Linked DNA regions of Homo sapiens: region 2 is linked to region 1. Evidence: chromatin contacts called from ENCODE Hi-C data. All regions are on one chromosome and are shown on one strand. Each heading gives the region's core, a stretch centred on a gene start or an enhancer-like site at or near the end of the contact. The rest is flanking DNA. Distances are from core to core; before and after follow the strand shown.

Region 1 (4,283 bases), core at 1,267-3,766:
TGGGTGACAGAGCCAGACTCCGTCTCAAAAAAACAAAACAAAACAAAAAAACAAAAAACAAAAAAAACTGGGAAGATTGTTACTTTACAGGACATGCCCGGCATTCACGTGTGTGGTGGGAAGGGAGAAGTTGTGGAAAGAAAGGTGGACTCCATTCACAATGATGACATCCCTGAGAGGGTGAATGGGGGCAGCCAGGGTGGCAAAAGGACCTGCCGAGGAAGCGGCCGGCATCTGTGACCCCGTGGCCTGTGCTGCTAGAACAGGCACACGCCTGGCCGCCATCCACCAGCAGATGGTTCTTATTTAAATTCGGTGACAATGGCTGGGCGTGGTGGCTCACGCCTGTAATCCCAGCACTTTGGGAGGCCGAGGCAGGTGGATCACCTGAGGTCAGGGGTTTGAGACAAGCCTGGCCAACATGGTGAAACCCAGTCTCTACTAAAAATACTAAAATTAGCCTGTGTGGTGGTGGGCGCCTGTAATCCCAGCTACTTGGGAGGCTGAGGCAGGAGAATTGTTTGAACCTGGGAGGTGGAGGTTACAGCGAGCCGAGACAGTGCCACTGCACTCCAGCCTGGGCAACAGAGTGAAACTCTGTCTCAAAAATAAATCAATAAATAAAGTCAGTGACAGTGGCACATGTCACACAATATAAATGTGCACACACACACTGCCTCAGAGTTTAAATGTAAGATGAGGCCAGGTGCCGTAGATCACGCCTGTAATCCCAGCACTAGGGGAGGCCGAGGTGGGTGGATTGCTTGAGCCCAGGAGTTTGAGACCAGCCTGGGCAACATAGCAAGACCCCATCTCTACAAAAATTAGTCAGGCGTGGTGGTGCACTGGTAGTCCCAGATACTCGGGAGGCTGAGGTGGGAGGGTCACTTGAGCCCGGGAGGTCCTAGCTGCAGCGAGCTGAGATTGCACCACTGCACTCCAGACTGGGCAAAACAGTGAGACCCTCTCTCTCAAAAAAATAAAAAAATAAAAAATAAGTAAATAAATTTAAGATGATACACTGAGTTTCCAGTAGGTAGGCATCTTTGAAGGCTATTTTGTTCTGTGCTGAATGACCAGTGTTTGAAACTAAATTTGACATGCTGAGTGGCCATTCTTCACTGAGCTTTTATTTGGGGGGAAAATAATTAGTGGTTCCTGAACAGAGGCCAGCACTGTGGTTTCTTCCAGCAGCTCTTCATTCCCACCCCAGAATGGTTTCCCACTTCCCTTCAACTGCAAAATGACTCCTCCTGGTACAGCTGTGGCCGGGATCTCCCCAACCAGACCATCCTTCTCACTGTCAGGACTTTTAGAAAAATAGATAAATTCAGGCAGATGAGTTTCAACAGAGAGAAACTCTTACTTTTCAATATCTCTCTTTACAGTATTTGGCATTTTAAACATATTTTGGTCTTGAGAGAAATTTGAAGATAATAATTATTCAGCACATATTGACTGAGCACCTACTACGTGACAGACATGGTTCTAGGCACTGCAGACCCCTGCCCTCTTGAGGAGCTTACATTTTAGACAGGTGATAAACAAGCATGGGGAAAGTGTGCTCTGGTGACTGTAGCTAATAACAGCGGATAGTATAATTGAAAATTGCTAAGAGTAGGTCGGGTGTGGTGGCTTACGCCTGCAATCCCAGCACTTTGGGAGGCCGAGGCGGGCGGATCACCTGAGGTCAGGAGTTTGAGACTAGCCTGGCCAACATGGTGAAACCCTGTCTCTACTAAAAATAGAGAAAAATTAGCCAGGCATGGTGAGGGGTGCCTGTAATGCCAACTACAGGGGAGGCTGAGGCAGGAGAATCGCTTGAACCCAAGAGGCGGAGGTTGCAGTGAACCAAGAACACGCCACTGTACTCCAGCCTGGGCGACAAGAGTGAGACTCTGTCTCAAAAAACAAAACCCCAAAAAAAACAAACAAGAAAATTGCTAAGAGTAGTGTTGAAGGGTTCTCACCACACAAAAATGGTAAGTATGTGAGGCTGCAATGTTATTAGCTTGATTTCATAATTCAACAATGAATACATATTTTAAAACATAATGTTATGCACCATAAATACATATAATATTTGTTTATCAAAAAAAGGTACTCTGCATACCGTGTTGAAAAGTAACCTGGAAAAAGCAGATTAGTTTGGGATAGTCACCAGTGTCAGCTTGTTTTTCTTTTTTTGGTCACTTTCTTGCTCAGCGATCTCTGATGCTTCCTTTAGTTTGTCCCTCAGCCTTTGGGTCTGCACCCAGCCTCCCCTCCAAGCTCCACTGGGATCAGCTGTTTGCCTAAACTCCCCTCAGGCCTGGTTCTCCTGTCTTCCACCCTCCCTTCCAGCCCCAGCCCTTGCTCCCGTTTCTGCACTCTTGGAATCACTCTCACCTCGGGCGTGGTGGCTGCTTCCTGAAGTCTCTGGAGACACACAGTGGTGCACACGCTGGCCCTCTGGACTCGCTGGTGTCGGTCGCCTGCCCCGTGGCCACATCTCCTCGGATGCCGCTTCAAGGTCGCTGAGCTGCGTATGAACTATTTCCCCATCCACATCATCTCCTAGGGGGACAGTCACCTCCAGGATTTACCTCAGCTGCTCTCCATGGACACGATAGGCTCTCAGAAAAAGTTCTTTTGTTGATGAAATGGAAGAGAACCCATTAAGTAGACACACTCATACACAGCTTCTAAATAGATCTACCAGACCTCGTCCCCTGCTCTTAGAAGAGATAAACAAGTAAAAATTAATGCTTATTTTGTCATTCTATCTACCAGACATCAGTTTTTTGTTTTTTGGTTTTTGGGGTTTTTGTTTTTGTTTTTTTGAGACAGAGTTGCGCTCTGTCACCTAGACTGGAGTGCATTGGTGTTATCTCGGCTCACTACAGCCTCCACCTCCCGGGTTCAGGTGATTGTCCTGCCTCGGCCTCCCAAGTAGCTGGGATTACAGGCGCCCACTATCACGTCTGGCTAATTTTTTGTATTTTCAGTAGAGATAGGGTTTCGCCATGTTGGCCAGGCTGGTCTCGAACTCCTGGCCTCAAGTGATCCACCTGTCTCGGCCTCCCAAAGTGCTGGGATTACAGGTGTGAGACACCGCGCCCAGCCTCACTCAAATCTCTATCATGATAAACAGCATCGCTGGCTGTCAGACAAGCTCGTGACTTTGCACAGCCATCCCAAGGCCGTGGCAAGGACTCGGAATGTGGTGAAGACAGTGGAGATCCAGAGAAGCTCTTCTTTTCCAAGAGGCAGTGAATGTGAACAGACATGTTTAAGAACCTTTCCCCCGGGGGTTGCTTTTTCAGTGACTGCACCCTCAAATGCCACAGAGAAGAAACCGCAAAAGGCACAGGTGTCTTGGCAGAGTCAACAGCCTGCTCTGGGAACCCGGGGGTTTGCTCGAGGGAGGGCAGCCACAGGGGCCATCTGTTGTGAACGCTACTCACTTGAAACTGCTCTGAACTTGAACACAAAAGCTGAATACAACCAAAGCACCAACCGACAAGGCTGTTTAAAAAAAAAAAAGTTAAAAATGATCATTTGGAAGCCTGCTGGAGCCAAGAGGACAAAGAATGAGGTCAGATGCCAAGGTCAACAGAGCAGTGCCGCCATCATTCCGATACCCTGAGTCAGGCACAGCTGAAGCTTCTGCAGACGACACATGAAATCCTTGAGACTTTGTCAGTTTAACCCACATTCAAGGCCATGCCCAAGCGAAATCGTGAAGAGACAAAGTCGCCCTTGGTGGCTGCAGTGTCCACATCTGCCTGTCATACTCTGGTTCCCTGAAACCTTCCATCTTCTTTACCTTCTAAGTCTCAGGAAAACACGTGATACCAACAGTGGATGTAAATAGAGTTATGGCTTAGTTCAGGAGAATCTGGAGCTGGGAATTGGGAGTAAAACACGAAACCTTAGGCTTGGGAGCTCAGGGAAAGGTCTCACGATAAAGGACTTAGACTTGGCACCAGGTGGAGGAGGTGTCACGTGAGGCATGGGACAGAGACCTGGGCCCCTAAGGCTGCTCCCAGGGATTCTCCCTCTGTCTCCACTTGGGTCCTTCATCCTCCTTCCCAGCCAGTGCTGGCCTTGGGCCTCCCACCTCGGCGGTGCTTCTTGCTGCCTGCACTGGTAGGTGGGTGGAGAAGAGAATGAGAGCCCACACTCACCCAGATGTGCCAGTGCCATGTGTGCCTGATTAGGACAAATAACTGAAAATGGTTCGCCAACCTTGCAGCAGCTTGCGCTGGAAGAAGCAAAGCCCAGGACGGCGCCCTTGCTCT
Region 2 (4,359 bases), core at 906-3,405, 62 kb after region 1:
TGGACAGGGATGGCCTTCTTTGAAGATCCTATCAAGGACGCAAGGAGTCTTGGATCTAATAAATAAGGAATACTCTACTTATTGCCCGAGGAGTCTAATGATTTTGGACAGAGATGTAACATTGCAACTTAAAGTTTTTTAGAACTTATGGAATATTCATTCCCTGGAGTTACTCTTGTGCAATATGGTACTGTTAAAAGCAATGCTTGTATTCAGATCTTTAAAAAATCTCTGGGAAATCCATTCATACAATGGATAAACTAGTTTCTAATTTGTCTCATTGTCATCATGTACCAGAGGTATTAAAAAGAAAAAGGCACGCCTGGCACAGTGGCTCATGCCTGTAATCTCAGCACTTTGGGAGGCTGAGGTGGGCAGATCACTTGAGGTCAGGAGTTTGAGACCAGCCTGGGCAACATGGTGAAACCCCATCTCTACCAAAAATACAAAAATTAGCTGGGTGTGGTGGCACATGCCTGTAATCCCAGTTACTTGGGAGGCTGAGGTAGAAGAATTGCTTGAACCCGGGAGGCCGAGGTTGTAGTGAGCTGAGATTGTGCCACTGTACTCTAGCCTGGGTGAAAGATGAGACTCGGTGTCATGGAGAAACCCTGTCTCTACTAAAAATACAAAATTAGCCAGGCATGGTGGTGCAAGCCTGTAATCCCAGCTACTTGGGAGGCTGAGGCAGGAGAATTGCATGAATCTGGGAGGCGGAGGTTGCAGTGAGCCGAGATCACGCCACTGCAATCCAGCCTGGGCAACAACAGTGAAACTCTGTTTCAAAAAAAAAAGCATTTTCCACACTTCACCGTTCCCAGATATGGCTATTTTACTTAGCTGCATAATCAATGTACCTCTTTTTATGTTTTTAATTTTTTTAGAGATGGGGTCTTACTCTGTTGCCCAGGCCAGAATGCAATGGTGTGATCACAGCTCACTGTAGCCTCAAACTCCTGGGCTCAAGCAGTCCTCCTGTCTCAGATTCCTGAGTAGCTGGGACTATAGGAGAGAACTACCACGGCTGGCTTTTTTGTTTTATAATAGTTGATTTACAGAAGATTTAGAAAATGTGAAATTCTACAGTTTGTTGTGTTTGGAGAACAGTTAGTAGTACAGTTTGGTACAATTTGTCTAGAGGATGGAAAACACGCAAAGCTTGAGTAGGAGAGATGAGGCTGGAAAGGAAATAGACCTCCGGGAAAGAGGTCTCTGGACTTCATGAGTAGTGGGGTAGAACTGAAAATCCTGAGCCCTAAGAGGGCGCAAACCATGTCCCCGAAAGAATACTGTGCCAACAATCAAGAAACTACAATATAATGGAACACAGGAGTAATTAAGGATGTCTTCACTTAGATGACTGTCTATTTTCTTTGTTCCCTTGTTTGTTTTGTTACTCAATCCAAATCTTTTATAGTGAAGACATGGAGTACTTGCTACTCTCCATGCCATATTCTAACACTTCAAATGTGCTAGCTCTTAATCCTCACAATAACCTTAGGAGATAAGCACTAATACTAATATTACCATTATTACACCCTTTTTACGGAAGATGTGGGGAGAATAATTAGGTAACTCGCCCAAGGATATGCACCTAACAAATAGTAGAGACAGAATTTTAACCTAGGCAAGTCTGGGTTGACTATGCTGTGACCCCTTATAAAGATGTGTGTTCAACAAAGTACCCCACAAAAATGTTAAATTGTCTCCAGAATTTACACTGGTCAATTTTTGAAGTTTCCACTCTTGACTGAGACCTAGTTATGTAACTTGGCCTTATAGCTGGACAACACTCAACAATGTCAACAAATAAGATGACACCAAAAATCAAGTCTCACTGGACCACTTCCCAGAATATGCAACAAATTCAGAATACGTCAACAAGGAAAGCACTCGGCAGAGAGAGAAATAAAAGAGATATTTAATGCTAGTGAATTAAAAAAACCCCACAAACCCAACAATGTCATTTTGCCATGGCTATGTTCAGCAAACTCACTCATGGCTATGTTCGACAGACTCATTCATGGCTATGATCAGCAGACTCACTCGTGCCTATGTTCAGCAAACTCACTCATGCCTATATAGGTTCAGCAAACTCACTCGTCTCTGTCCTCCCTGTGACACACAAGGGAGCCAGCACTCCTGAGTCACCTGCCTCAGGTCATTAATGCTGACTGGTGAAGCCAAGGAATTACATTTCACTAAACTATAACCTCAAAGGAGCTCTCATTTTGAGGCCTGGTACTGTTTCATCTTTCTTTCTAATTCTGTGCTCACGTTGCACCAACCCATGAGTCACTGCCACTAGGAGCCATGCCCCCCACACAATGCCTAGAACCCTAGCTCTACCCATTTCTCTCACTGAAGAAAGCTTTAAGCAATGCAATTAAACTTCAAATCCTCTGTAATTTGTTAAAAGTTTATCATTTACATTTAATACTTTATTAGTAATATCAAATTACCAGCTAGAGATCTTACAACATTAGTTCTGAATTGCCAAACTAGATATTTACTCTGGGGGGTTAACTGTCATCATCAATACTGGGAATATGCTAATAAATATGTGGTAATACCAGCAACCAGCTTAAGTATTTATGCCTGACCTTGTGCTGAAAGGCAATTGCAAATAGCCTATATGTCTATAGGAATGTCAAAGTCATTGGAAGTTTTCTGTAAATGAATACATGCTTTAAGATTATAATTACACATATTTACAGACTTAAGATACAATCACTTTGGGCTGGGTGCGGTGGCTCACGCCTGTAATCTCAGCACTTTGGGACGCCGAGGTGGGCGATCACTTGAGGTCAGGAGTTCGAGACCAGCCTGGTCAACACTGTGAAACCCCATCTCTACTAAAAATGCAAAATTAGCCAGGAGTGGTGGCAGGCACCTGTAATCCCAACTACTCGGAAGGCTGAGTGGGGAGAACCACTTGAACCTGGGAGGCAGAGGCTGCAGTGAACCGAGATTGTGCCATTGCACTCCAGTCTGGGCAACAAGAGCAAAACTGCGTCTCAAAAAAAGAAAAAAAAACCAGTAGCATGTGTGGTATGTATTTATTAATCCAACTTTATCAGTAATCACTTCATATGCCGATGGTCTAAATGCACCAATTAAAAAAGATTCTCAGAATGCCAAGACCATTTCTGCAGAAATTAACCCCTTGGAATGGGCAGCATGCTTTTCTGATCCTGAGTACCTGAAGGATAAAGATGTTTCCAATATCCTATCTGGAATAGGGGCAGAAAATGCCTTAGAATTGAGAGCCTGAGGACAATATCACACCAGATAAATTAACAGAAAAAAAATCCTTCCTAGCCACAAACTGCACTGTCAAAGACTCCACAAAAAAGTGTGTCCAGAAAAACTCATCTCTGTGATAAAAAAAGATCCACCCTCAGATAAAGTATGTATTCTAAAACTAAAGACACAAAACTTAAAAAAAAAAAAAGCAGTGGTAGGAAAGACACAATCCAAAGGACAATACATTTCCCTCCCAGTTACCCGTCTCATCACAGCCAGGAAGCAGGCAGGGAAGGCGGCATGCAGGCTGTGAAGGCATGGGGAAATCTGATTGAACTACTTTTCTTTTTGAACTCCAGATTTAAGTTGGTGAAAGCTCACTGTGATTAGAAAGGGAAATTTTCCTAATCTTAAACATCTGAAATAACTTTTACTTCACCTAAATCACTGATCACTGCCAAAGTGACCCTGGCAAATCCAGTGTTCCCAAAGTCTGGCGTCTGAAGCAGGACATGTTCTAATGGGCTGAGTTTCCCAAACATTGCGTATTTTGGCTCTGAGTGCCCTAATGTTTCTGTGCATTAAGAATATTTTAATGCTATTTAAAGATTTGGAAAAAATCTTTTTAAATAAACCTTTATTCTGACACCAATGGTCCGATCTAATTTACATTCTTATATTGGCTAGTAATCAGAGAAATGAAAGTGCTAGTAAATATGTTCACACATGAGAAACATAATGAAAAGACAGTCGATCTTCTTATATTATGCATCAACTTACAGTATCTGCTTATGTCCAATACTATGTGATTAAACCAGACAAAAAATGGAGTCTGTGGTTGTTTCTATTTTACATTTTAACTTAGTACATAACACAAGTTTCTGATCAGTCTTTGAACTTAGGTTCTACAAATATGCAGTAAAAATAGCTTAATGAGAATAAAGCCACCAACCAGAAGAATATAACATTTTGCTGGAATTTCATTATATCTGCCATAAATATTCAAGTTGCTTGTTGTTATAAAGTCAAATATCACATAAACCAAGTATCAGTGTTTAATGAAGGCAAAAGTATCTCAAGTTTCCAGTTACTTTAATAATTAAAAGATTAACC

Evidence for each region. Hi-C counts contacts between places; a loop is a spot of excess contacts on that map. Pooled maps may share reads with other maps.
Region 2: a map of transverse colon shows a loop between it and region 1 (2.2-fold over the local background). The contact joins the enhancer-like site here to the promoter of LINC01882 in region 1. A Hi-C loop is called at or near these places in 6 of 168 maps with a recorded cell type or tissue (GM12878, MCF 10A, ascending aorta and 3 more) and 2 of 50 pooled maps.

Annotation. Positions count from the first base shown.
Region 1 is chr18:12,746,906-12,751,188 of GRCh38, forward strand. LINC01882 (long intergenic non-protein coding RNA 1882) reads right to left here and starts at 2,517. Exons shown (of 2, transcript NR_110763.1): 1 at 2,389-2,517. RefSeq lists an enhancer at 3,455-3,574.
Region 2 is chr18:12,809,581-12,813,939 of GRCh38, forward strand. All of the region lies in intron 7 of PTPN2 (protein tyrosine phosphatase non-receptor type 2), which reads right to left. Among named protein-coding and RNA genes, the nearest start is that of LINC01882, 62 kb to the left of the region's middle. Within about 2 kb of position 2,156, at least 3 of the 41 ENCODE cell types and tissues checked have a DNase peak (open chromatin) inside an H3K27ac peak, as active enhancers do.